7 separate regions of the Mus musculus genome follow, and regions 1, 3, 4, 5, 6 and 7 are each linked to region 2. The links are chromatin loops, found by intact Hi-C in ENCODE. Cell type or tissue: heart. All regions are shown on one strand.

Region 1 (4,000 bases), 91 kb after region 2:
ACTGGGTCTCTAATGTGCAGAGACGCACCTCAGGCTAAGCCTTCAATCCAAGATCAAGGATTTCACCAAGTAGCCAAGACAGATCCAAATCAGCAAGCTCCCAGGTCCACGAAGGGACGTCTCAAAACTCACCCACTCCTGTCTGGTCCTTGAAACGGCTTCCTGCTCTGGCTCACCTGTCCTGCTGGAAGGGCTGAAATTAGAGGAGCTGAGGCTCTTCAGCAGCTCCCCATGCTGTTCCCTCAGTGGCCCTGCCTCTCAGAACCACTTGCCCCAGTGAAGGGAGGCTAACCTCGGGGCTCCAGCTGATCTGTGCTGTTCCTGGTAGCGCTGCTCACGTCGGGCAGCCTCCTGCAGCTCCCGCTCTCGTCGCTCCTCCTCCAACCGCTGCCGCTCCTCTTCGGCACGCCGCTTCTCCTCCAGGCGGCGGTTCTCTTCTTCCTTCTGCAAAGGAGCTGCTCACTCAGCCATGTGCAGCCAGCCCCCTTGGCCTCAACCCCTGCCAGGGACTTGGTCCAGGAAGGGCACTCTAGCCCACCATGCTCTGTGACTTAACTACATGTGCCTGCAGTTTAACTAGCTGTAAAGGGTAACGCCCAGAAGGATGCCAGTCAGTGTGCCACCTTCACGACTGCAGCACTCACCTCAGCTTTGGCCCAGAAGTTATCCTTGCCGACTCTCTTGATCTCAGATATGGCATTGGTCTTCTGGTACACAGAGCCCTAGAGACAGCATAGTACACGCTAGAGGTCTGGCCCCATGTGGAACGTCACACATCCCATGAGGCAGGGTAAAGGGAATCTGTCAGCTCTAGAGAGCAGGTGAAAGCTACTAGGACTGCATCTGGTAGGCTCAAGGGAGCCTGGCCCGCCACCCATGAGAGGAAACAGCAAGATGTTCAGAAAAAAGTCTAGGAGCACCCAAGAGGCTGAGGCAGGTTTTTTTTTTTTTTTTTTTTTCCAGTTTTTCGAGACAGGGTTTCTCTGTATAGTCCTGGCTGTCCTGGAACTCACTCTGTAGATCATAAGCCAGGCTGGCCTCGAACTCAGAAATTCACCGAGGCAGAAGGTTCTTGAGTTCAAGGCCAGCCTAGCTTATGGACCAAGTCCCTGTCTCAAAAAAACAAAAACAAAATACGAGCTGGAAAGATGGCTCAGCTGCCAAGAGCACTTACTGCTCTCACAGAGGACCAGGTTCAGTCCCCAGCACCCACATGGAGTAGACTCTTTAACTCCAGTTTCGGAGGATCCCACATGCTTTTCTGTCCTCTGCAGGCACAGTACACATGTAGTGCACATACATATATGCAGGCAAAACACCCATACATACAAAATAAAAATAAAAGCCAAGGGAACCCATGCAGCAAGGTCCTGGCATCCTGAGAACAGTGGGTATATGCAAACATTAGTGTCTCTGGTGGAGCTGGTCCTCGCTGATGGGCACAGAAAAGGATTCTTATCCGAGACTCCTGGCAGCGCTAAAGCAGGCTGCTCCTCTGACAGCTGTCAGCTGACAGCATCCAGGAGAGTCACCATGGAGCCCAACTGTATGACTAATAAGTGGTTTGCAGCCATGAGCTCCACGTGATGCCAGAAATGCATGCCTGTGTGGTTTCAGGCTCCATAATAAAGCCAGCAGACACGTTCCACAATGGCTCCTACCAGGGACCATCCAAGTCATGCAGACACTGGAGCCCCTGTGGACGGTCTCAGCTGCAGGGCCTTTGCCAAGCCCGTGGGGGTGGTGCCCAGCAGGGTTAGGATTACCATCTAAAGACCCCAAGCAGGAGGAATGTAGTTACCTCGACATTAGGAACTACATTTCTGGTCCCCACTCTCAGGCATGGAGGAAGATAATGGTGGGCGGGACTCACCACTGGGGCCTGCGGCCCTACATCCTGGAAGGAGGTGCTTTCCTTATGGAAGCTGTAGTTGGCCCCAGAGGCCTTGGCAACCTTCTCCATGATGCACTCAGGCTCCACATCCTCCTCGGCCCGGGCATTGATGGTCACGTGGGCACCCTGGCACAAAAGCAGCACTTAAAGCACAGGCTTCGCAGGGTTAGGAGAGGGCGGGCCCAAACCCTACTTGTCCACACAGTAAAGGCCACTGCTGCACACAGACCCACAGCAGGAGACACCAGGGCCCGCTCTCCCCAGCTGTGGACCTTAGAGTTCCTGACATCAGGCCCCACACTCCAACTGTGGATGCTATCTAGTTCCTGCTGAGTTCCATCCCTGCTCAGGCACCTGCCATCCATTCCTGTGGCCTCATTAACTGTTGTTATACGTCTGACATGTTTGGGAGCTCACTGAGGATGTAGGCTCAGTAGCAGAGCACTTGCCTAGCCAGCACATGAGACGATATCTTTGATCTGAGCACTGCAAAAACCTTAAAACTTAATTAAAAGCTTAGATGCTTCTGTCACCCACCAGATGGAAGGACTAAGGAATGTCTAAAGTCATGGAGGCAGAAACTGAAGCCAGTCTCAAGTCTTCCCACCAGGAACCAAGGACATGCAAAAAGTCAGCTGAAAACTGAGTTATAAATTGTGATTGAAAAGTGTCTTGGAAATTGGAAAAAATTACAGCTGTAGCATGAGTGACAATGGTTGTAATAACAGGTAGGGACGGAATGCATCAGAGGACAGACAGGGCTCAGAGGGTACTTGGGGCAGGGCATCAGAGGGTACTTGGGGTAGGGCATCAGAAGTATATGTGGGCAAGGCATTGGCAGCTTGTTCCTTCCTCCAAATCTTGCTGCTGTTTAAACACCACTCCCCCCTTTTGCTTTTAGTTTTATGAGACAAAAGGCCTCACTGTACAGCCCTAGTTGGCCTGGAACTCAAAGAATCTGCCTGCCTCAGCCTTCTGAGTGCTGGAATTAAAGGCTGGAGTCACTACACCATTTGCTGATAATCATTCGGACAGAGCAATCATAGCAATACAAAATCTAGTACTCAGTCCCCGTATTCCATCGGTGCTGGAGTGGTCCTTACCTTGCCCACACTGAAGCCAGCTAGAGGTGGCTCTGCCCATCCCTTGCTGTCTAGACAGAACATTAGTTACAGCCCCGCTCCTAATTTCAGCCCCTTTCCAGTTCACCTGGACCAAGACTAGATCTTGCAAGGCCCTGCAGGGCTTGGTTCAGCACCTACCTTCAGGAAGTTGGCCATGGTGCTGACGTGGTTGGCACATGCTCCTTTCCGCACATCATTCACACCCTCTCCTGTCTGCAACACAAGCACAAACTGCGTGAACTAGGCCTCCTCCAAAGCCACTTCCTGGCCCATATTTCCCAGGAACCCAACAGTTCCCTCTTTCTCCTAAGTGATACTCTCTAGTCCCCATTCCACACCAAAGCCAAAGCCATTCTCCCAAATAAGTCACATAGATGAGATCGGTCCTTGTACTTCCCAAGGAGCTCAGGGTGTTCTCTGAGAAGTATGGTTGCTGGCTTCCCTCGTGGGAACAGTTCTCACACACTCCGGACCCCTCCCCCACATCCTGCAGAAATGAATGGGAGGGTGAATTCCAAGCAAAGCCAATCCTTGGTTCACAACGGTGAACAGTCTAGTCTACTCGTTCACCCATTTACACCTAACAGGTCTGCTGACCTGCTGAGTGAGTGGTGTCTGTTCCCAAGGGTCAAAGGAAAGCACACCAGGAGCTTCCCCAGTGGCGTCAGAGGGGCTGACTTCACATACCCAGTTGATGAGGACAAACTTGGGCAGGCCGGAGTTGGGGTCCTTCACCCTGCAGAAGGCGTACATCACCTTCCCGCTGTTGAGCTCTTCCACCAGCTCCTCCAGGCCTCCCTCTGCAGAGTCACAGGAAGGCTCAGAGCAGCCTGCACCCCTGCCCCTCCACCAGCTCCTCCAGGCCTCCCTCTGCAGTCACAGCAAGGCTCAGAGCACCCTGCACCCCTGCCCACGGCTGCCCGGGACACTTCTCCATCAGGGCTCACCCCACCTGCCTCAGAAGCACTCTAAGGACGAACAC
Region 2 (4,000 bases):
CTCATGGTTTCACTTTGTAGACCAGGCTGCCCTTGAACTCTGAAATCCACCTGCCTCTGCCTCCCAAGGACTGGGATTAAAGGAATGTGCCAACGACCCTGCCTATTTTAAAATTGATATTTTGAAAGTGCTCCCATGTTGATGACACTCAGGGACTTTTCTCAGTTTTTGCTTTGCTGTAGCAACCAGGTAGTGAGAAAGAGGAAGGAGGCCTTCATTTCCCCGGCTCTCTAGGTGGGTGTCGAGCACTGGTAAAATCTGTTAAGTTCACGGTTTGTATTAATGATGTCATTGTTGAAGACTTTCCTGCTATTCCTGTAAACAAGCAAGGCTGGGGGCAGACACATGACTCCTTACTCGGCAGCTTGGACTCTTGGTTGCTGTCCTGGCTGCTTTGAGCAAAAGGACTGTCAGGGGCTGGAGGGGCTGCTCAGCAGTTAAGAATACTGGACACTCTTCTAGGGGACGCAGGCTCAATTCCCAGTACCTACATGGTGGCTCACAATAGTCTATAACTCTAGTTATGGGGACAAGACGCCCTCTTCTTGGCTCTAAGAAGACCACATGAACATTGTGCACAAACATCTACATAGGCAAAACACCCATGTATATAAAAAACTTAAATAATAATAATAATAAATAATAACAATAACCACAGTAAGAGTATATTTTTAAAAGGACCATCAGCCAGTCTTATACCGGCATTCTCAGTGTTCCATGGATGCCTTGAAAAAATTGCCCAGCAGAGGCATCTGGTTGCTCTAGCTCCTGAAAGCGCCACCTTCTGCAGGAATATTTCACAGTTTATACCAGCCTTAGTGAACTCTAGATGACCCTGCAACTATGCCTACCTAAGGTCAGAAGGGGAGACTTCCCTTGGTGGCCTAGTGGGGATTTGATTGTTCTGACTGATGCTAAAGAGGCAGTTGTGATCTGCCGCCAAGAATGTGTCATTCAATACAAACCTTTGTCTGCTTGTGAGATGTGGCGACAGTTGGTCCAAGCTCCCCGCATCTGACTCTATTCACAGGCTGCTCAGAATCAATGAGGTGGCTTAGAGGTCCTCTCCTGGGATACCCAGGCCCGCCCAGGCCCGGCAAACAGCAAGCTCCACAGAAGACTTCCACAGTCTTTCTTTCCTACTTTAGTAGCATAGGCTGAGCTGATAACAAGAAGAAGACAGGCAGGGAGCCGGCAGTGGATGGGCTGGAAGACGGCTCAGGGGTTAAGCGTGTCCTGGTTTTGCACAGAACCTGGCTTTGATCCCCGGCACCCACATCAAGCAGCTCACAATCTCCAGAAACTCCAGCTCCAGGGGATGGGATGCCTCTGGCCCTCGCAGCCACCTGTACTCATGTGTGCATGCACGATTAGAAGTAAGATAATTTTAAGAAGAAGAAGCAGAGGTGCAGCTGCAGCCGGCGGCAGAGCTTAGCAGATGCTAAGGAGGAAAGCATCTGGCTCCTTAGCAGCTGGAGAAGCTGAGGAGCTCAGGTGTGGCCAGGGCAGGAACAAGGGAACAAGCAGGAGTCGGAGGACAGAAAGTGCAGGCTCTGGTCGCTGGCAGAGTTCCTGAGAACTGCCATACCTTAAGGCCTCAGGCCTCAGGCCCTGAGCTGGAACCCTGCTGCTCCTGAAGGACTTGGGAATCCTCATGCTTAGGCCTGCCTGCAAGCTGCAATAACGAGCTGCAGCCACTTTCTGGGAAAGCACAACTTCCTGGGCCCACTCCAAAGCTAAAACACAGTGCTGCAGAGATGGCTAAGCAGTTAAGAGCACTGGCTGCTCTATTAGAGAACTGGGATTTGATTCCAGCTGACAATCATCTGTAACTTCATTTCCTGAGGATCCAACTCCTTCTGGCCTTCGAGGGTAACAGGCATATACCTGAAACACAGAACATTCATACACTAAAAAGTAAAATAATAATACAAACACTTAAAGAGCTCTAATGCTTAACAGTCAAGGGTCCCTCTAGTGGAGAACTGCACACACTCCACTAGAGGGCGCCAGCTGTTAAAATTCCTACTTTCTCACCGCTGCCATTCCCTGAGAACACCAAAGTTGTCAATCAGCAGCCCTGGAAGAGCTTGCCCTTGCCCATCAACGGTTTAAGTTCAAGCGAACGATCCTAGCCAGATGATTGGTCGTGGAGGGGCTTCTGAAGGCGAGATCCTTGAATGGTGTAGGGTTTCCTTAACACTGAGCTTCCACCAGAACAACAGTGGGCCCACCAACGTCCTCCAAGCCCCTCGAGATGCTAGCGGCCAGACCCTACCCCTGAGGACCTCTAACCACCAGGTCCCACGCCCCAAAGCACCCAGCCCCTCCGGATGCAGATCAAGCCTTGCCCTTCAGAGTAAAAAGCCTGATCGCACGCCCTGGGCATGAATTCCCACCAATCGCCACCCATCCTGGAAAGCTCTGACCCAAAAAACCCTACATAAAACCTGCTTCCTGCCCAGGTTTTTATGCTGCTTCTCGCCCTAGCAGAGGCAGCCACCCTCTTGTGTCTTTTCCAATAAATCTCTCGTGTGAGGTTTGCTGTGTGGTGTGACTTTGTGGTACTCCTTATGGCTCCCCACTGCCAGGATACCTTTCCCTTCAGAGCTGTAACACTGGCATTGGGACAACCTCCCCACTCTGAGTTGTAATATTCCACTGGGGAATCTTTCCCTTTAAGAGCTTCAACACTTGTATTTGGGAAACCTTAGCCCTCAGAGCTGTGACACATATACACTCCATCAGGGAAGGGGAAGGGACTCATAGGCCACCCCTCCCTGAGGAGCCAAGAACAGTTAACGGTGGAGGAGGAAGAAGAGGAGGAGGAGGAGGAGGAGGAAGAGGAGGAGAACATTAGTAATAGTAGTAGTAGTATTTTGACTCCTTGAAGAGTCTTTCTACATAGCACTGGCTGTCTAGGAACTCACAGCTCACTACGTAGACCAGGCTGGCCTTGAACTCATAGAGATAAACCTACCTCTGCATGCTGAGTTCTGGAATTAAAGATGTGTACCAGAACACCAGGGTTACAGATGCAGCCACTAGGAAACTTTCTAGAACCTTGCTCAAGTAAATAACCCCTCACCCACTCACTCTCACGCAAACAACCCCAATGAAGTGTTGTGAGCACCCAAAACACTAAACAAAATGCAACACATCTACCAGGCTGGGGACTGATGGGAAAAAGGGGTTCAGAGGGAGGGGTGAGAACAATGGGGGAATATTATGAAAGTATAGTATATATGTATACAACATTAACAACTGAATATAAACAAACAAAGAAACAAACACACAAAAACCCAGCTGCCCTAGAGGTTCAGGAAGATGGCGCCATGTGAGGCCCCAACTAGCCCTCCTTCTGCTGGGATTACAGCTGCTCACAGCCACACCTGAGTCCCTGGCTGTTCTTTTTTCCCCTAAATATTGTCCATATTAGGGCCAGGTCCGGTGACATCCGCTGTAATGCCAGCATTTAAGAGGAGAGGGCTGGAGGCTTGTGGGCTCCCAGGCAGTGAGACTGTCCGTGTTGAATCTAGTAATTTGCTGAATCCGGCCTGAGTCTGGCTCTAGCTGTGGGTAAACTGTGGTTCTCAGACATTGGTTTACCCTGAGACCTCAAGTCTTTGAAGGCTCTGGCACAAGCTATTGATTTTCGGTTTGCTCTGCATTTTTCTTCATTGTGTAGATGGAGTGTGGTCACTTCCCAACTCTTTATATGTCTGACCAGAAACCAGCTGTTAAAGCTATTATTTTAGAGATGGAGAGATGACTCGGTGCTTAAGAGCACTTGTTGCTCTTAGGGAGGACCTAGGACCTGGGTTCAATTCCCAGTACCTACCTGGTGGTTCACTACTATCTATAAGTCTGGTTTCAGGTGATCCAATACCTTCTTCCAAAATCTTCTGGCCTCCATGGGCACCAAGCAAGCCTGTGGTGCACACGCCTGTATACAGGCAAAACATTCATACGTATAAAATAAAATAAATGAATTTAAAAC
Region 3 (4,000 bases), 400 kb after region 2:
ACACAGGATGGAAGGAGCAAACCGATTCTCAAAAGTTGTCCTCTGGCCGCCACAAGTGTTCTGCGGCACACATTACACACACACACACACACACACACACGCACACGCACACGCACACACTCACACACACACACACACACACACACTCACACACACACACTCATTGATAAATAAATGCAGTAAACACTTGTGATACAAAATACACTGAGAGAATGAAGGGCAGTGGAATTGGCTTAAAACTGGAACTCAATCAAATCCAGACTTGAAATATCAACATAAAACAATAAAAGCTGGGTGCATAGTAGATACTTGTAATCCTAGCACTCAGGGGGTGAGACAGGAGGATCGCCACAGATTTTAGTCCAGCCAGGGTCACGGAATGAGATCTTGAATAGATAGGTAATGCATAGAGAGACTAAAAAAACAAATGTGGCCAGGCGGCAGTGGCACTTTAGTCCCAGCACTCGGGAGGCAGAGGCAGAGGCAGGCAGATTTCTGAGTTCGAGGCCAGCTTGATCTACAGAGTGAGTTCCAGGACAGCCAGGGTTATACAGAGAAACCCTGTCTCAAAAACAAAAAAAAAAGAAAGAAAAAAAAATGTGAATGGATAGCAGTGTATTATTTTATAGCATATACTTATTTAAATGCATAAAATAACAGCAAGGAGGTTCCTTTTGTGGAATAAGACTGAGGGGAGGGATGGGGCTGGAGACATGCATGGCTCAGCAGCTAAGAGCACAGGGAGCTCTTGCAGAGAACCCAGGTCCGGTTTCTATCATCCACACGGTAAATCAGCAGGCTGTTAACTCCAGATCCAGTGCCTGTCTTTCAGCCTCCATGGGCACCACACACAAATGTGATGGGCACACATACATGCCGGCAAAACACTCATACACAGGTTTTGTTGTTGTTTGTTTTGTTTTGTTTTGTTTTGTTTTGTTTTGTTTTGTTTTATGTAAAGCCCAAGGGAAGGGAGGAATAGGAGGCTGGGTTTGCTTGCTGTTCAGTGCTATAGACTGAGCCTAGGCCATGTATGTGCTATGCTATCGCCCTAGCACAGCAAGCTGGGGTTTGTTGTAAGCTTGGAAAATTACCTTAAAGAATAAAACAAATACAGGTATGCATATATATATATATATATATATATATATATACAGTTTGAAAATGGAAGGCTAGAATTAAAATAATCAGATCACATGCCTACTGAGCTGTTTTGCATGCCTGTCTCCCACTGAGAAAAACTTGGGGTAATTTTAGGACTCAGAGCACCCAGAGAGAGGAAGCAGGGAAATGAGCCTTGGGGGAGCCAATTTCCCCCACCCCATGTCTCTACCCCCAAATCCCCCCAACCCCTCACAGCCACCCCACCCCCACAGTCTTTAACTCCTGGGCCAGGCTCTTTTCCTGATACTCGTTGGAGTTTGAGATGGCAGCGGTACCTCACAAAGCGCTCTTGGTCCTTGATCCCCCATTGCTTGCCCCTCCTTGGCCTCCATCATGACGCTTGTTCAAAACCCACTGTCTCTGGATTTCCTCATTCAGACTTCAGACTCATCCCCACCCCCCACGGGGGCAGGCTGCCAGTGCCCGGCTGCCCGTGCCTGTTCCCTAGCCAGCACGGCCAGGCAGGAGAGTCTCCCTGCCTTTGAGAGAGGTGCTCATTTCCTCTTCCGGTTCACTCGGGAGAAAATACAAGTATCAGTGGAAAGCCTAACCTCGCTGATCTTGGACTTTGAGAGTACATGGTTCATAAAGTTTGAAACAAACAGAAAGTGGGGTGCAGAGAGGGTGTGCATCGAGGATCAATTGTGCCAAGCAAGATGTTTGCTGGGGAATGAGCGTCTCACCTGCCGATAGCCACTCAGGAGACAGTGTCTCTGGATGTAGGATTGCCTTCAGTTGTGTTTTTTTTGTTTGTTTGTTCGTTTTTTGTTTTTTTTGGGGGGGGGTTGTTTTTTTTTTTTTTTTTTTTTTTTTAAGTGTCCCACATTGCTCTGTATTTCCTCCCTTCTCGTGGATTGGCCCCTGGGGAATCATTGAGCCAAGGCGCTTGACAAAGGTACCACAAAGAGCTGCAGAGCCATCTAGTGGCCACTCGTGCTCACTGCAAATACAAGGGTTCCCAAAATGGTTTGCTCACACCCATCTGGAGCCATTTTGTGACATTTTTAATCTTTAATTATGTGTAACCATGTGTGTCTATGTATAGGTATGCGTACATGATTCTTCATGAAGACCAAGGTATTGAATCTCTTGGAGCTGGAGTTACAGGTAGCTGTGAGTCACCAATCATGGGTACTGGGAACTGAATTTAGGTCCTCTGTTAAAAGCAGAAGGTGCTCCTAACCACTGAGCCACATCGCCAGCCCACGAATCTTACTTATATGTTTTATTTATTTATTTATTTATTTATTTATTTATTTATTTAAATCTTAAACTGCAGATCATAAAGGACACTTAACTCTTGCAGAGGTAACTCTGAGATAAACTATGTGGCTGTTTTAAGCAAGGTAGCAAAGAGAGAAAACTGCCTTCCAGCCTGGGGACAGAGTCACCAATGTCGCCCAACTGAAACCCATCTCCCTATCAAGAATGCGCTGTATGGAGGATTTCAGACTTACAAGACTGGCAGATCGTGGACCGGATGGTGACCTACATGAAGCTGGGACTCTCTGGGTTCTTCCAGCCAGAGGCAGCGGTGAAGGATGGGGCTGAGGGCAGTGTTAGGTGTCGAGTGCTATCAGACACATGTGAAAATGGACGCGCATCCTTCACTACCTCAAAGCCACACACCAACAAAATTGGCCCTTTCACTTGCCCATCAGCCCCTGCAGCCCTGCAAACACCGTGGCACTCGGCACTGTGGCACTTGGCACTGTGGCACTCGACACTGTGGCACTCGGCACTGTGGCACTCGGCACTGTGGCACTCGGCACTGTGGCACTCGGCACTGTGGCACTTGGCACTGTGGCACTCGACACTGTGGCACTCGGCACTGTGGCACTGGGCACTGTGGCACTCTCTGCCATATTTGAGGCAGCTATGTAGGTTATTCCATATGGCCAGTGAGATGCCTTAGTAGGTAAGGATGCTGCCCACCAAGTCAGATGGCCTGAGTTTGATCTCAGGAACCCACATAGTTAAAAGCTACATGTAGCAGCATGCCTGCAGTGTGAGAGAGAAGGTAGAGATCAGAGTCTCACCCAGAAGCTGACAGGCTAGCAAGCACATGTGTGCACGCATGCACATGCACACACGCAAATACACACACTAAGCAATTTTTAAAAAGACAACCATCTTTCTGGGTGTTGTAGTAAACGCCCTTAAATTCCAGCATTCTGGAGGCAGAGACAGGAGCATCTCTGCAAGTTCAAGTCCAGGCAGGCATATACAATGAGACCCTGTCTCCACAAGACTAGTAAATAAATAAAAACCATTTTACTTTATGATGTTCAGAAATCTTCTAGTAGCATCTTACATTTAAAAGTTTCTAGGAATAAAACCAAACTGTTTGCTAATATATATATATATCACATATATTTAGATCATGGTAGAATACCTATAATGTAAAATGTAGCATGTTACTTTTTTTTGAAACAGGATCTCATGTAGTTCAGACTGCTCTCAAATTTCAGATATAGTTGAGGATGGCTTTGAACTTCTGACCCTCCTGCCTCTACTCTCCAGGTTCTAGAATCACCATAATGGTTTTGGTTGTTTTTTGTTTTGTTTTGTTTTGTCTTGTCTTGTCTTGAAGGACTGCTGTGTGATTTCGTTGGTTGGTTTGTTGTTTCTGTGGTGGTAGTGGTTGTTTTTCTGTCTTAGTCTGACTCCACAGTCCTGGCTGATCTTGAACTCTCTCCATCTTCCATCCTCAGCCCCTGGAGTTCCAGGACAAGCTCTATCAGGCCAGCTCTGTGCTGTTCTTCCATTCTTCCAACAATTGGTAGTTTTTGGCTTTTCTAACTTTCAACACTTTTTAGGTCCCTAAGGAATACAT
Region 4 (4,000 bases), 48 kb after region 2:
GTGGAGCAGAGCTGACTCCCAGCCCTCCGGCCTCGAACAAGCCTCATACAGGTGCACCGAAGCAGAAATGAAGACAGGTGCTGCAGGGGTGGGATGAGCAGCAGAGGCGTGCTCAGGGTTGTCTAGCTCTGGGAAGGTTTCCCACTGAGTTGGCCACTCTTCCCCAACACAGGCTGGAGAGTTGAAGAGAGGACAGCAAGCCTCAGGGCATTTAAAGGGGGTAGCAGGCTCTCTGACTAAGTGGGGGTCTCTGAGAGGGGAAGGCTTGAAACTTAGATGGGAACCCCTGAGCTAACTCTACTGAAACAGACCACCCAAATCAGTCTGACTTCACTATTTCCCAAGAGGCACGAGAGCAGCCTGGGGGTTCTGGAAGGGGAAAGCCGGAGACTACCCACACCATGTCAGGTCTCTGTCCCCTGCTGGGCCTGTCTCCTGAGGCCACCTGTTCTTAATTAAGGAACTTTTTGGGCCTGTTCCTTGGTATGTATGAAGGCATACACAACATTGTTTCTATCAGGAGATTAGGCCACACCTCCCTTTTTTCTTAAGGGCACCTCGTATTGGAGACAGAGAGCAGCACACATCTGGGCTGCCCCTTCTCAGACTCACTTCCCCACCACATGACTACCACTGTAGGACTGAAACCCAGACAATTTCCATATGGGAATCTGAAGTCTTTGTTCTGTGGAGTCTTTGTTACCACCCGAAGACCACTCTCCAGGAAGGGCAACTCCATTCAAGCACATCTTAGCAATACTAGGTCCTGGACCTACCAGGTAACTATGCATCCTGCTGCTAGCTCTGCTGCAAAAGCTACCTCCAGTGCCAGGATAGTCACAAACAGGTCTCTCAGCGCTCCAGGAGAGATCCCTTCCTTTCTCCACCTTGCACAGGAGGATTACAGACCTGCCCTTTAGCCTGCTCTGGGACTCTCTTAGGCACACAGACACATATAGGACACTCAGTACTCACAACCCACAGCCAGCTCAAACTACTTTCAAATGGAGTCCCTCCTTTCTCAGGTTGGAGTGCTGACAGTGCAGCTATGCCACCCTGCCAGGCCAGGATTTAAAGTTACATGTGGTTCCACTTGCCATTCTTTTCCTCCAGTTGGTTGTGCTCCTTAGATCACAAAAATCTTCCAATGGGGCTGGAGAGATAGCTTGGGAGTTAAGAGCACTTGCTGCTCTTGCAGAGAGCCCAGGTTCAGTTCCCAGCCATCTTTAACTGCAGTTCAAGATCTCTGCCCGCACCAGGCATACACGTGGTGTACATGCATGCATTCAGGCAAAACAATTAAGCACATAATTAAAAAAAAATTTTTTTAAGGGGCTAGAGAGATGACTTATTGGTTAAGAGCACTTGTTCCTGCTGAGGACCTGAGTTAGATTCCCAGCATTCACAGGGGCAGCGGCTCACAAATGTTCTTAACTCAAGTTCCAAGGATCTGAAACATTCTCACTCGACGGCACCAAACATGTACGTGGGGTACAGCTACACATGCAAGTAAAACACGAAGACACAGAAAATAAAAATAAATACATCTAATAAATATTTTTAAAAATTAAAAAAAATCGAGTGTCACTAATATAGCTTTGGTTTCTTTTTCGGATTTAAATGATTGCTGATCCGTCTGAGATCTGCTTAATGTTAAGCAGTTTGTAAGGGGGCCAATTTTTTTTTTTTTTTTTTGACTATGGCATAATGGGGCATAGGAACATTTCTGACAAAAGATCCAGTGAAATAACTGAACAAAGGGTATCAATCAGGACTCAAAATCCTTCCTAATGTAACTATAAAGGAATTTTAATAAGTTTAATCTATAAAATCCATAAATAATGCTGTTCCAGATGAAGAGCCACTGGAATTATTTTTCTTCAATCGGGGAAAAAGGGCACATAGAAACCATTTCTGTTCACTTCCACTGGGATCTAGTCTTTTTTTTTTTTTCCCCAATTTTTTATTAGGTGTTTTCTTACTTTACATTTCAAATGCTATCCCGAAAGTCCCCTATACCCTCCCCCGCCCTGTTCCCCTACCCACTCACTCCCACTTCTTGGCCCTGGTGTTCCCCTGTACTGAGGCATATAAAGTTTGCAAGACCAAGGGGCCTCTCTTCCCAATGATGGCCGACTAAGCCATCTTCCGCTACATATGCAGCTAGAGACATGAGATCTGGGAGTACTGGTTAGTTCATATTATTGTTCCAACCTATAGGGTTGCAGACTTAACTTTCCAAATGGAACGCCAGCTGTCCCAATGCTGTTCGTTACATTGGAAAACGTTTTCACCCTCCACCAGCTCACATGTATACTACTCAAACTCCGTTCCCCTCTGCATACCCAGGGGAAGTGGCGTGGGCGCTCTGTCACCAGCAGAGGCAGTGGAGGGTTATCCAGGACTTCTCATATGGCCAGGATAACCTGAGACCCCGCCCTCGGGGGCGAGGAAGAGAGGCCGAGACTCCGCCCCCGAGAGGAGAAAAGTGCCCGCCCAGTACGAGGCGAAGCCCCGCCTACGGGCCCAGGCTACTCTAAGGTCTGGGAAACCACTGGGGCTTTCTATGAGAGTAGTTCAAATAAGAATCCTCGGGCGTTATTTGCATAGAACTGGGGCTTCCGATGGGAAGCCAAAAGCATCCTAGAGGGCGTCTCGTTTGCATAGAGCAGACACCACTTCCTCTCTCCTCCTTCCGCCTTCTTTCATGACCCTGCCTTCCTTCGTTCTGCGGCTTCCTGTGCTTCCAGAGTTGGTGCCCAGATGCTTCCGAAGCGACGGCGAGTGCGAGCTGGGTCCCCACACAGCGCGGTAGCCTCTTCCACGCCGCCCTCGGTGGTGCGCTTCCCGGATGTGGCCATCTACCTTGCGGAGCCGCGAATGGGCCGCAGCCGCCGGGCCTTCCTCACCCGCCTGGCGCGGTCCAAAGGCTTCCGCGTCCTAGATGCTTACAGGTGTGCGGCTCCCGGGAGGCCCCGATGGTGGTGGGATGCCATCCCCCTCCGGGAGCTGGTGTAATTGTGCCCGTCACCCCAGGGTAGGGACTTACTGTGGCCCAGGGCGGGAGCTGGCGCGCAGCTGTGACAGCAAGCAGCACCTGCGGCTTTGGGTTCCAAGCCAGCCTCGGTACTTCGCGGTTGCGGTACGGTCTCCAACCCGGAGTTCCTCTTTTTGAAAGGATGCCATCGAGTCAGAGGCTTCTTAAAGAGCTATAAAAGAAAGAATGGTTAGTGAGAAATATTTGCTAGCTGCATTCCCTCCAATGAGCCAGCGGTCAAAGATGTCCTGAGTTTGCAGACGTCACCAACTAGCTCCAGTAGAGAAAATGCCCAGGGCAGTGGAGTAACTGAGATTGAGGAGACTAAAGGAGCCTGTGCCCGTGTAGCTGGCTAGTTTGTTTGCAACTAACTCCTCCCTCCACAAATGAAACATTCTTTTTGTTTGTTTGTTTTGTTTTTTTTCGAGACAGGGTTTCTCTGTGTAGCCCTGGCTGTCCTGGAACTCACTCTGTAGACCAGGCTGGCCTCGAACTCAGAAATTTGCCTGCCTCTGCCTTCCAAGTGCTGGGATTAAAGACGTGCGCCACCACGCCCGGCTCAAGACTACACTTAAAAGAGTAGAGATAACAATTTGGATTTCGTGTGGCTCTACATTCTTACCACAGCCTGACAAGGTGGCCTGCATTGGATTTTCCCAGTGTAAAGGAAATATAAATACGATGCTTTCCAAGTACATACAACAAGAGTCTGCCTACTGGGGTTTGAATAAATAGGGCAAAATTCTTGTGTCTTAAAATCTTAGCAGAATGGTATGCCAACCTGTAGTCCTGGTACAAGGGTACTAGAGTTCCAGGCTAGCCTGGCCTACAAAGCAAGTCTCTAAACAGCAATTAGCATTGAGATCAGAAACACCTGGCCCTGGCCACTAAGGCACCTGAGGCAGAGGGTGGCGGGTAACATGCCCAAGTGGCTTGTGGGTGAGGCTGCAGCTAAGAACCTGT
Region 5 (4,000 bases), 67 kb before region 2:
ACAACCCGTAGCTGTCCCCACTCTATACTTTTGTTGCATTCTATGTGTAACAGCACCAGGCTACCCAACCTCTTCCCTGGGTGTCCCAAGTACAGACGACTAAAAGAAAGGCCCTTCATCCTTTCTCTTGCAATAATAAAAATCAGAAACGTCACTGGCTATGGCCACTCAGCTTGGACACACTTGTTCGACAAGCCAGGCGGCCAGAGGTGTCAGCTATATTCACCTGCACTGACACCATGGCTCCACAGGCGGCAGACGGAGAACCATTTCTGAAGAAAGCCTCTTTATCCAAAGTTGTACAAAATTACCAGGATAGTGACCTTGCAGAAAGAGATGTGGATTAAGAAAATTGATAGCAAGAAGCAGACCTTGGGCTTCCAATGTGAACAGCAAAATGCTTATCAAACTCCCTTACAGCCACTCTTGGCACCTCTTCCTGCTTTTCTCTGACTTTACCCAGCCTCCCTTGGTCCCAGGAAGTCTCATCTAGAGATATGCGAACTCCCCAAGCCAAGCTTGTTAATCAATTTCAAATGACATTGTTTTCCCCTGCGTTTCCCCAGCTGTTATCCAGCCTGAATTCGGTCCCAGTACTTCCGCACCGCAAAAGTTACCCCCCCCCCCCAATCTGTTGGACTCAAAAAATACCTTTTTTGTAGACATGTTGGTAAAAGTGATAAACTATCAAATTCCAAGTCCTGCTCATTGCAGATGTTTAACAATGACGACGATGGTTATTTGCACCATTACGTTAAATGACAGAAAGAAAGAAAGAAAGAAAGAAAGAAAGAAAGAAAGAAAGAAAGAAAGAGGAAGCAAGCCTCATGAGAGGCCGAAGGTGCCCTTGAGGCTGTTAGAAGCAGAGCTTTAAAGGGAGGCTAAAATCTGAGCAAGGTCTACAGATTAGATAAGAGCACTATATCTTTATTTCCAGCTTTCAGTCACTGACTGCCCTGACCTTATAAGAGAAGTCTCTGGTGCATGCATGCATGCACACTAACACACAGTAACATAAATAGATGAACACTATGTATACAACTTACTCCGAAGAGGTCATATGCATACATACCTACATGTAAGTATATCTACATCTATATATATCTATGAACACATATATATGTTTCTATACATGCTTGTATATGAACATATTATACATGTATTAAAGTTCTCTAAAGGAACAGAATTGATAGGACATATATATTAAGAGAGGACTTATTAGATTGGCTTCAGGATGCTGTGTGTGTAAGTAGTCCAACAGTGGCTGTCTCACACTGGAGAAGCATAGAGTCTGGTATTTAAGCAAACCACAAGACTGGATGTCTTAGCAAACTTAATCTTGTGCTGAAAGTCTGGTTGATTCCTAGAGAGATTGGTCTTCAGCCTACATTTGAATCCCTAAATTGGTTTAGGTGTAGAAATACTGCGGTGGCAGGGTAGGTGACCTAGCCAGGGAAGGCAAAAGCAAGCAAGCGACAAGCCAAGTTTCCTTCTTCCACATCCTTCCATATGAATTACCACCAGGAGGTGCTTGCTGCCCAGAGTTAAGGTGGGTCTTCCCGCTGCCTTTAATCTGCTCAAGCAAAGCGCTCACAGGACTGCCCAGCAGTTGATTCCAGATGCGGTCAAGTTCAAAAGCAAGGTTATTCATCACGATGCCAAAGACAGAGCAAATGCGGGGAAAAAAAGAAAAAAAGAAAAAAGATTAAGTGATGCAGATGGAGAGCGTCCAGAAATTTCTGTCCTTGTTCAAGAAACCTGAAAGTATGGGGAGAGAAAAGCTTGCAAAAATAATTCATTGACAAGACAAGCATAGCATCACTGGTGTGGGATGGTGGAGCTCTTATGTCCAGCCTCCCCGAGTCCTGAGATGTCAAAGAAAAGCCCTTTTGCAGAGCAGGAGAGATGGCTCAGTGGGTAAAGGCATCTGCTGCCGTGCCTGATGACCTAAGTTCGATCCTCTGGCCCCAATGGTGGAAGGAGAGATCCAAGTCCCACGTGCACACATGCACACAATAACATACACGTCAGCCCCCTGAATACTCATTCATATGCATGCATGCACACTAACACACAGTAATAATGTTATAGATGATATATATATTTATAATTAAAATGTTAAGGGTTTTTTTTTTCATGAGTGTTACTCTACGTTGTACCCGAGGAGGCCAGTAGAGGGCGTCAGATACTTAGATTCCTGGAATTAGAGTTCCACATGGTTATTAGCTGCCATGTAGGTGTTGGGAACCAAGCATAGAATCTGTAAGAGCAGCTAGTGCTCTTAACCACCAAGGCATCTCTCTAGATCCTAGTTTTTAAAAAGCTTCTTTGAAAACATATTTGTAATAACAGTGTCCATGATGAAAGACCCAGGTCCTATGACTTTGCCCAGTAGATACAGCAAACACCTACCTGCCTCTGAAGCTTTGCCATGCTCACAAGAGGTGTTCATCCCAGCTACACAGCAGAGCCCCTAAGAAATCAAGACGGTATTGAAAGGGATTGCCTGGGTAGTCAGATTTCTATGAGACCAGTTATCAAGCTTTAGGTGTGTGAATATCTACTTTGGTGCTAGGGCCTTGGTCATACTAAGTAAGTTTCCCCTTCACTGGGGTGTACCAGTTTACCCTGGACTGTCTAAGCAACAAGAAGGATAGACATGGCCTACCACAGATTTCATGTCTGCCACTGGCTATGTCAGAACATGTAGGAGCTTTTGGAATCAGTGAAACAGGTATTTTCAGACTGCCTTCCCTGCGTGGGGCTTTCCCGAAGCCATATTTTTCCTAGAGTCAGCCTTTCCCAGCTGAGGACAAGCTGTACTGGACAGATGCCAGCCACTTGAACTGGGAATACATGGTCATTTAGGCAGCTGGCTTATCTCATCCATGGTACTTGATGGCTTCGGGTCAGCACCTCACAGAAAGTTCAGACGGGAGGCTTCCGAGAAAACAGAGAAGCAGGCAGGAGATCCTGCAGGCAATCCTCCTGCTCCACAGCCTGCATGGACTTCCCTCAGCCTTAGTGCGTGTGGGTCCCATCTGAGAACATTGGTTATATGTTATTTTCAAACCGATCTGCCTTTAAGGAGTGGAAGAAAAAAACTGTGGTGTTTGGGCTACCTTTATGATAATGGCCTTTTCATCCTCCTAATAAATATTGCCAAGTAGGGTAGATTCTATACGAATGCTCTTAACCCATGGTATTAGCAAATCATGTAGGTGCTAATAATGAATACTGGATGCAGTCAGTACAGGGATATAAAATGGAATGTAAGAGCCTGTTGCTATGAATGGTTAGCTAACTAGATGTTGTACAAGAAATGTTGACGTTATGACGTGTGGAAACTTGGTATTGAAGATGTGGACTCGAAACTTTGTGGATTTTTTGATGCCATGATAAAAATGTGAAGAATACTGTTCCTTACCAAAAAGAAGAAGAAGAAGGAGAAGGAGGAGGAAGAGGAGGAGGAGGAAGAAGAGGGGGAGGAAGAAGAAGAGAAGGAGGAGGAAGAGGAGGAGGAGGAAGAAGAGGAGGAGGAGGAAGAAGAAGAGAAGGAGGAGGACTAGGAGGAGGAGGAGAAGAAGGAGAAGGGGAAGGAGAGAGTAGCCAGAACATTTGGGGTGCCATCAGAATACCAGATACTCCAGACATAGTCACAGAAGGACTGGTTTGTTTGTTAAATAGGTGCTTTGAAAAGTTTGTGGGGAAACCTGCAGTGAGATTGTGTGTCTTAGAAATGATAGGCAAGATTCATCCACAAGAATGCGACAAGATGGCTGCCTGAACAAGCCCTGAACATTAACAGCACCAGTAGACCTGCTTACACGGAAGAAAGCAATCTCATAGGCCCTCACCCCAAACAAAGACTACAGACAGCAGAGGAACTGGAGAGCAGGAGAAATTGGGTCTCCCTTTTATGAGCCCCCTAACTGGTTGTCAAATACTCAATGGTCAGCCCTGAAATCATATGCACAAAGTAATACTAGCGCAACTGAAC
Region 6 (4,000 bases), 180 kb after region 2:
AGCAGATCAGAGCATCAGGAGTTCAAAGTTAGTTTGTGGTACACTTCTAGGTCAGTTTGGGATCCATCAGATCTTGTCTTGAAAACAGTATTGCCTGCCGCAGGCAGGAAGCACTGGGGTTATTTCCAAAGCAACGCCCTCTCCGTGAACAAGGGAAGAATGACAATTTTATCCAGAGAACCTGTACGCATTTGTCTAGGAGTTGACTTATTTCTAAGAATGACCAGTTAGTTCCTGGTCATGGTCTTTTATTTTGAGACAGGGTTTATTTACTCTGTAGCCTTGGAGCCTGGAGCTCCATATGTAGACCTTGAACTGATAAAAGATCCATCTGCCTCTGCCTTCCAAGCACTGACATTAGAGTGTAAGTGTCCACTCCCATGGATGCTTTGAAGGAGTTCCCAGCCAGGTGTGGTGGCACACCCCTCATCCCAGCACTTCAGAGGCAGAAAAGGTGGATCTTTGTGACTTTGAGGCCAGCCTGGTCTATAAATTGAGTCCAGAATTTGTTACACAGAGAGCCCTTGTCTCAAAAACAAAAACAAACAAAACAAAACAGTCCCCCAAAACAAAAAACCAAAGCAAAACAAAAAATCCCTTCATTCAATATTTTGTTATAATGAGAGTCAGACTCTAGAGTCCATGTGCTTTCTTTAGTAGAGTGAGTTCTTCACGATTCTATTCCCCCCTTGCCATTAATAATTACTCAATAATAATTACAACGACATTGCTCTAGCCTCATAAATTTCCTTGCCATTTAAAATTTTCTTCCTTGGGTGGCTCCACCGCAGAAATAGACCCTCAACACACTGCCTCTTTACTTTAAATGATTAGGAGCCAACCCAGCAACCCCTTTTCTGGGATCTGCTCAGCATGAAGGCAAATGACTATTCCCAGCCCAAAGGAGGCTGACGCTGTCATATTGGATATTCCTGGAGAGTACGCGGTCTCAGGTAGGAGCACAAGCACGGAACAGCGGGGCCTGAGGGCCGGCGCGTTTTCTCTTCAATTCTCTAGAGGACATTGAAGCTGTTTCTACCACCTCTCTATGAGGATAAAAACTTCATGGCTTTTGTTTGTTTGTTCTGTTTTGCCAGAACGGGTTTCTCTCTGTAACTCAGACTCTCCAGGAACTCGCTTTGTAGACCGGACTAGGCTGGAATTCAGAGACCCACCTGCCTCGGCCACCCGAGTGCGGGGATTAAAGGCGTGCGCCACCATGTCCAGCTACACCTCAGTTTTGTTTTTTTTTTTTTTTTTTTTTTTTTTTTTTAAAGATTTATTTATTTATTATATGTAAGTACATTGTAGCTGTCTTCAGACACTCCAGAAGAGGGAGTCAGATCTCGTTAGGGATGGTTGTGAGCCACCATGTGGTTGCTGGGATTTGAACTCTGGACCTTCGGAAGAGCAGTCGGGTGCTCTAACCCACTGAGCCATCTCACCAGCCCCACACCTCAGTTTTATATCACCAAATTTTCGCATTTAAAACCCAACACCAGGTCCGACCAAGGACTAGCTGACAGTATCAGGAAAATTGCAGGACGTCCCACACTCCGACCCACGCCACGCCCTCTCCCTCGCCACGCCCCGCCCCCGCCCGTGTTCCCGTTAGTTCCTGCTCTGAGGCCCCGCCTTCCTGCGGCTGCGCACTGACGCGTCCCGGGTCGCGCCGGCCCAAGATGGCGTGGTCCGCGTCGGTGCGCGGGCTAGGGCAGCGGGTGAGTGGGCCGCGGGCGGGAGGGCTGGGGCGCCATCCGGTGTCCGCTCACTCCCCGCCTCTCCGCAGGTGCTGGCCTGCAGCCGGGAGCTGCCTGGCGCCTGGCGCACCCTGCACACCTCCGCGGTCTGCGCCAAGGTGAGTGCGGCGGCCGGGTCTGGGGGCCGCGAGGGCGGCTGGGCTGGGTCTCCCCGTGACCGCACCTTCGCTCCTAGAATCGGGCGGCGCGAGTCCGCGTGGCCAAGGGGAACAAGCCGGTGAGCTACGAGGAGGCGCACGCCCCGCACTACATCGCACACCGAAAGGGCTGGCTGTCGCTGCACACAGGTGAGGGCGCCTGGGAAGGACTGCCACCCTGGTGGCACGGGTCACTCTTGAACGTACTCTTCAAGGCAAAGAGCCGAACTTTTGGGTGGGAGGCCGGGCGTGACGGCGAACGCGCTCGGGAGGCCGATCTTGAGTTTAAGGCCAGGTAAGGTTACTTACTGAGACCCTGTCACATTTAGTTAGGGGACTGGAAAGATTGCTAAATGCTGTGCCGCTCTAGCATGAGGGTGCAGCCTAGCTCCTAAATGAGCACTTGGTGCCACAGCTCAAGGGGTGTGAGGGTGAAGGAGATATTTGGTTCTTGGGGGTCACTGGCCAGCCAGTCTTGGAAGAGCAGCTGTTTTGCTAGAAAATAAACGAGCAGCAAATAGTGATAGAGGAAAAACATTGGCTGTTAACCCCTGGTCTTCTCCATGCGTCTGTCAAGGGAGCAAGCCTGCACACACACTGTACATGTTACCGACAACAGAACATATGAGTGATGGGCATATTAGGATGGTGAAAGAAAGGAATTCTTGCATATTGAAAGGAATTTGAATATTTCTTGCTAAAGTCTCATTTGAGCCTCCATAGAACAGTATTTGCATGCTTACAAACAAGGTTTGACAGTGCTTTTTTGGCAAGCCATAATTTACAGATGTGTAATAGCCCGGAGGCGATGCGGTAGTGAAGTCTACATAGGATCCTAGACCTGGAAGAGTGTGCCCTATGTAATGCGGTGTTCACCCAAGTACAAAACTGCAGGAATGTGCTACAGTCTTCATGGCTCACAGAACCCGTATTTTTAGGCTTTTTTTTTCTCCCCCTACTTCCTATTTTGTATTTTTCTTGTTCATTTCCATTTCAGTATGCATGTTGTGTGTGTATATGTATGGATGTGTTCAGTTTGTCTGAGTCAGCCCTCTCCTACCATATGGGGCCCCAGGGATCAAGCAAGCACCCTTGCCTGCTGAACCATCTTTAAGAGAGTGTGGCAGTGTACCTCAGGCTGCGCTGGAACTCTCACACGCCAGCCTCATTTTTCTCAGTGCTGCGAGTATAGGTGTGCACCTGTCACCTGCCTGTTTATCTTTCAGTGATGCTGGAGTTTTGACTCCCGGACAATAAATTGTCTATCCACATTTGTATGTGCATGCTCACGTGTGAGTGCAGGTGTCCGTGTATGACCGCCTTAGGCCAGTCCTTGCCTTCATCTTGTTTGAAGCAGGGTCTCTTTCTTGTCACCACCTTTGTGTGCCAGGGTAGTTGGCATACAAAGGTCTGGAGACTGTCCTGCCTCTGGCTGCATCTCACGGTGGGAGCGTGGGGGTTGCAGATGCTGTTACCACTGTCCTGAGCTCTGGGCCTCCAGGTTCAGGTCCGTCTCAGGTTTGCAGGGCAGACACTATACCCACCCTGCTGTCTGCTCAACCCCTCAACCCTTGCATATGCTTACAATGTATGATTAAAATTTATCTGTAACCTCCAAGTCATTCAAGGTCACTCAGGGAGGTGGGCAGAACAAGGCCCCCAGCCGAGGTAGAACAAGCTTATATTGTAAAATGTGCCCTTTTGGAAGTTCAGAGCCGTATTTCAATCATTACTGTGCCTTTGTGTTGGGGACATGGCACTTTGTGTGGTCCTGGGATGCTGTCCAGTGTCTGTGAGCTCAAGAAGACTGACCTGCGTACGGAGAAAATTTTGTTAATCTTTCCTTTTTTTTTCAATTTTTATTTTTATTTGTTTATTTTTTTTATTTATATGAATACACTGGAGCTGTCTTCAGACACACCAGAAGAGGGCATCAGATCTCATTACAGATGGTTGTGAGCCACCATGTGGTTGCTGGGATTTGAACTCAGGACCTTTGGAAGAGCAGTCAGTGCTCTTACCCGATGAGCCATCTCTCTAGCCCTTGTTAATCTTTCCTTGGGCCTGAGTTATAACTCATATTAATGAGTCAGCCTTATACAT
Region 7 (4,000 bases), 170 kb after region 2:
TCTTCAGCACCAGAAAAATCCCAATTCACAACAGAAGCCAGAGTCCTGCATTACATTACTCGGCAAACTGTTGCCAAGATATGGTTGCTATTTTTTTTAAATAGTCTCCAGTTTCTTGACAAATATAAAAGAACACTCAACAGACAACCCCGAGTGTGAAGAGTGATTGTACCCCATGGGAATTTCCTTTTGACATTTTTCCCTCCAGGTTTTGAGGCAGGCTTTTGCTATGTCTTATGTTGATCTTGAATTTACAGCCATTTAGCACCTGAGTGCCAGAATTACGGCTTGCTCTGCCATGCTCTCCAGATCCCTGATTGGGCTGGAGTGTGAAGAGTGGGTGGCCATGTGACCTGGGCTGAGGTCTGGGAAGTGGTGTTTGCACTCAGCACCTGGGAACACATGCTGCTGCTTTCTCTAGTTACTTAAGGTCCAGTTTAGACTTAGGCAGTGCGGACTCTAGAAAAACTAGAAACCAGGGCTTCTACATGAACTCTCTTGATCTTAAATGTAACTCCTAAATTTTCCTTTTTTTCTGTCTTAGCTATGGTCTTACAGTGAGATCCTGGCAGACCTGGAATGCCCTGTGAAGACTAGGCTAGCCTTGAATTCATAAGCGGATTCTGCCTATGTCTCCCCAGTGCTGTAGATTTATTTTTCACGTTACTTATGTGTATGGGTGTTTGTCTCGATATGGGTGTGTGTATGCAGAGGCTGCGCGATTCCCTGGAGTTGGAGTTCAAAGCAGTGTGAGCTACCTGACAAGGGCGCCGGGAACTGACTCTGCCCGTTTTCCTCTCTGTGCTTTTTTTTTTGGTTTTTCGAGACAGGGTTTCTCTGTATAGCCCTGGCTGCCCTGGAACTCACTCTGTAGACCAGGCAGGCAGGCCTCGAACTCAGAAATCTTCCTGCCTCTGCCTCCCGAGAGCTGGAATTAAAGGCGTGCGCCACCACGCCCAGCTTCCCTCTCTGTATTTAATGGCTCACACCCGTTAGTTAGACGGTGCAATTGAGACAGGATATCCCTTTGCCCAGCATATCGGGGCCCCTTGCACCTGCGTCCTGTTCTCAGGAATGTCCTCTCCCAACCCTTCTCTGCAGGCTCTTCCTCTACAGCTCTGCTCTGGCCCTGACTTGAGAATGAAGGCTAAACATTTGTGTTTCTGTTTTGTTGTTTTGTTTTGTTTTGTTTTTTATGCAGTGGAGAGAAGCAGGCTTCAGGAGATGCTGTCCCTGTTGGGACTGGAGACATACCAGGCACAGAAGCTCACCCTCCAGGACTCCCTGCAGATCAGTTTTGACAGCATGAAGAACTGGGCTCCTCAGGTTCCCAAGGACCTTCCCTGGCATTTCCTCAGGAAGCTGCAGGCACTCAACGCCGAAGCCAGGAACACCACCATGGTGCTGGACGTGCCTCCAGAGGCCTGGCCTGCAGAGAAGGAGAGCCAGGCAGAGGAGGAGATGATGTACTGGGACCCAGCGGAGGACGTCGCTGCTGACATCTACTCTTTCTCAGAGCTGCCCATGCCTGATACGCCTGTGAACCCCCTGGATCTTCTCTGCGCCCTCCTGCTGTCTTCAGACACCTTTCTGCAGCAGGAAGTCCTGCTGAAGATGTCCCTCTGTCAGTTTGCACTCCCACTTGTGTTGCCCGATTCTGAAAACCACTACCACACCTTTCTGCTCTGGGCCCTGCGGGGTGTTGTGCGGACGTGGTGGTTCCAGCCCCTCCGGAGCCTGGGGAGTTTCCGAGAAGACAGTGTGGTCCTGTCCAGGGTGCCCACGTTTGCCTTCGTGCGCATGGATGTCAGCAGCAACTCCAAGTCCCAGCTGCTCAATGCCGTCCTCAGCCCGGCCCGCCGCCAGTGGGACTGCTTCTGGCATCGGGACCTCAATTTAGGCACTAATCCTCGCGAGATCTCGGATGGGTTAGTAGAGATCTCCTGGTTTTTCCCCAGTGGTAAGGAGGACCTGGATGTTTTCCCGGAGCCCATGGCCTTTCTGAACTTGAGAGGTGACATTGGGTCTCACTGGCTGCAGTTCAAGCTCTTGACAGAAGTCTCCTCTGCTGTGTTTATTTTGACTGACAACATCAGCAAGAAGGAATACAAACTGCTGTACTCCATGAAGGAGTCAACCACAAAGTACTACTTCATCCTGAGTCCCTACCGAGGGAAACGGAACACGAACCTGCGCTTCCTCAACAGGCTGATCCCAGTGTTGAAGATAGACCACTCTCACGTCCTGGTGAAGGTCAGCAGCACGGACAGCGAGGGCTTCGTGAGGCGCATCCGAGCCATCATGTGCAGTGTGGCTCGCTCTCCCTGCAGGAGGGTGTCTGTGGAGGACATGGCACACGCGGCACGTAAGCTCGGCCTCAGAGTTGATGAGGACTTTGAGGAGTGTCAGAAGGCAAAGGACCGGATGGAGAAAATCCTCAGGAAGATCAAGGATGTGGACGCCTACAAGAGAGACGAGCTGCGGCTGCAGGGCGAGCCTGCGAGGAGGGCCGCCCAAGCTGAAAGAGAGTTCTGCCAGCTCCAGTGGGTCCCGGAGCCCCCAGAGAAGCACCGGGCCGAGCTGAGACGGCGCGTCCTTGAGCTCCGGGTGCAGCAGAATGGCCAGGAGCCCACCTCAGGGGTCCAGGAGTTCATCCTGGGAATAAGCAGCCCCTCCCCGAGTGAGAGGCAGTACTTCCTGAGATGGATGGAGTGGGGCTTGGCTCGGCTTGGCCAGCCACGGCCAAGACAGCCTCCAGAGACCCTTCTCACCCTCAGACCAAAACTTGGTGGGCCCTCAGACTTGACGGAGCCACTCTGGCCTGAGCCCTTGGGAGTGGAGCACTTCCTACGGGAGATGGGCCAGTTCTATGAAGCGGAGAGCTGCCTGATCGAGGCAGGGAGGCTGCCCGCTGGCCAGAGGCGCTTTGCCCACTTCCCGGGTGTGGCTGTGGAACTGCTGCTGGGTGGGCTGCCCCTGGAGCTGGTCGATGGGGCCACCCTGAGCATCCCTGTTCGATGGGTCACTGGGCTTCTCAAGGAGCTGCATACCCGCCTAGACAGGAGATCTCGGCTAGTGGTTCTCTCTGCCCTGGGGGTGCCTGGCACAGGGAAATCTACACTCCTTAACACCATGTTTGGCCTGAAATTTGCCACTGGGAGGAGCTGTAGTCCCCGGGGGGCCTTCATGCAGCTCCTCCCTGTAGCTGAGGGCTTCAGTCAGGACCTGGGCTGTGACCAGATCCTGGTAATAGACTCTGGGGGTTTGATCAGTGGGGCCTTGGCCTCTGCTGGAGACAGGTTTGAACTGGAGGCTTCCTTGGCCACACTGCTAATGGGGCTAAGTAATGTCACTGTGGTCAGTTTAGCTGAAACAAAGGACATCCCACCAGCTGTTCTTCATGCGTTTCTAAGGCTAGAAAAAATGGGGCACATGCCCAACTATCAGTTTGTGTACCAGAACCTTCATGACCTGCCTGTTCCCAGCCCCAAACCAAGAGACAGGAGGCAGCTCCTGGATCCGCCAAGCGACCTGAGCAGGGCTACCCACTTGGAAAAGCAGGGCGGCGGCTTCCGGACACTGGCGGGCCTGGCCGAGAGGCAGCACGTCTGGCACATCCCAGCCTTGTGGCATGGAGCGCCACCCATGGCCGCTGTGAGCTTGGGCTACAGTGAGGCCATTTTTGAATTGAAGAGATGCCTATTAGAAAACATCAGGAATGGCTTGTCCAACCAGAACCAAAACATCCAGCAGCTCATTGAGCTGCTGCGCAGGCTGTGACTGGTGTGACTCCAGGGCCTCCTGCTGTGGCCGGCTGTAACGACAGTAAGGCTGTGACAGTAAGGCTGTGGCCGGCACCTGGGAGTTGGCTGGTGCCTGCTGCTCATGGAGTGAAGGCCAGTGACAGCCAGGGGTGACGGGCCTCCTCTTCACAGTGTTAAGAAGCAATCTCAGACTAGCTCAGAGACACCATTGAGAATAACCCGAGGCCCGGGGTGGG

What was found. Peaks named below come from ENCODE experiments on the same cell type or tissue, not always from the same donor. Only the 100,000 strongest peaks of a DNase experiment are listed, where the experiment ranks them.
Region 1: it touches region 2 in a loop (2.5-fold over the local background); 17 of 42 quality-filtered maps call a loop at or near these places.
Region 3: it touches region 2 in a loop (6-fold over the local background); 8 of 42 quality-filtered maps call a loop at or near these places.
Region 4: it touches region 2 in a loop (3-fold over the local background); 15 of 42 quality-filtered maps call a loop at or near these places.
Region 5: a loop joins it to region 2, with 4 times the contacts of the local background. A loop is called at or near these places in 9 of 42 quality-filtered maps.
Region 6: a loop joins it to region 2, with 2.8 times the contacts of the local background. A loop is called at or near these places in 5 of 42 quality-filtered maps.
Region 7: it touches region 2 in a loop (2.3-fold over the local background); 7 of 42 quality-filtered maps call a loop at or near these places.

The regions. Positions count from the first base shown.
Region 1 is chr11:5,793,468-5,797,467 of GRCm38, reverse strand. It overlaps Dbnl (drebrin-like), which reads right to left. Exons shown (of 13, transcript NM_001146309.1): 3 at 3,706-3,818; 4 at 3,157-3,231; 5 at 1,874-2,020; 6 at 645-722; 7 at 293-444; 8 at 133-181. Among named protein-coding and RNA genes, the nearest start is that of Dbnl, 7.0 kb to the right of the region's middle. In heart, no CTCF peak of the experiment used is centred here; DNase peaks (open chromatin) are centred at 1,547 and 1,927; H3K27ac peaks cover 559 bases.
Region 2 is chr11:5,884,439-5,888,438 of GRCm38, reverse strand. No RefSeq gene overlaps it. Among named protein-coding and RNA genes, the nearest start is that of Pold2, 8.2 kb to the right of the region's middle. In heart, CTCF peaks have their summits at 1,769 and 1,978 (motif pointing right); no DNase peak of the experiment used is centred here; H3K27ac peaks cover 2,368 bases.
Region 3 is chr11:5,483,528-5,487,527 of GRCm38, reverse strand. It overlaps Gm11963 (predicted gene 11963), which reads right to left and starts at 1,648. Exons shown (of 3, transcript NR_166837.1): 1 at 1,440-1,648. In heart, a CTCF peak has its summit at 2,105 (motif pointing left); DNase peaks (open chromatin) are centred at 1,607 and 2,067; H3K4me3 peaks cover 800 bases; H3K27ac peaks cover 645 bases.
Region 4 is chr11:5,836,515-5,840,514 of GRCm38, reverse strand. It overlaps Polm (polymerase (DNA directed), mu), which reads left to right and starts at 2,499. Exons shown (of 11, transcript NM_017401.2): 1 at 2,499-2,954. The coding sequence starts at 2,764. In heart, a CTCF peak has its summit at 2,376; a DNase peak (open chromatin) is centred at 2,474; H3K4me3 peaks cover 1,440 bases; H3K27ac peaks cover 1,244 bases.
Region 5 is chr11:5,951,519-5,955,518 of GRCm38, reverse strand. No RefSeq gene overlaps it. Among named protein-coding and RNA genes, the nearest start is that of Ykt6, 2.2 kb to the left of the region's middle. In heart, CTCF peaks have their summits at 245, 1,489 and 2,164 (motif pointing right); a DNase peak (open chromatin) is centred at 2,838; H3K4me3 peaks cover 623 bases; H3K27ac peaks cover 1,800 bases.
Region 6 is chr11:5,705,345-5,709,344 of GRCm38, reverse strand. It overlaps Mrps24 (mitochondrial ribosomal protein S24), which reads left to right and starts at 1,644. Exons shown (of 4, transcript NM_026080.3): 1 at 1,644-1,721; 2 at 1,790-1,858; 3 at 1,936-2,047. The coding sequence starts at 1,683. In heart, no CTCF peak of the experiment used is centred here; a DNase peak (open chromatin) is centred at 1,644; H3K4me3 peaks cover 1,510 bases; H3K27ac peaks cover 965 bases.
Region 7 is chr11:5,715,465-5,719,464 of GRCm38, reverse strand. Urgcp (upregulator of cell proliferation) reads left to right here. Exons shown (of 6, transcript NM_178623.3): 6 at 1,202-4,000. The coding sequence ends at 3,780. Among named protein-coding and RNA genes, the nearest start is that of Mrps24, 9.8 kb to the right of the region's middle. In heart, no CTCF peak of the experiment used is centred here; DNase peaks (open chromatin) are centred at 2,024 and 2,344.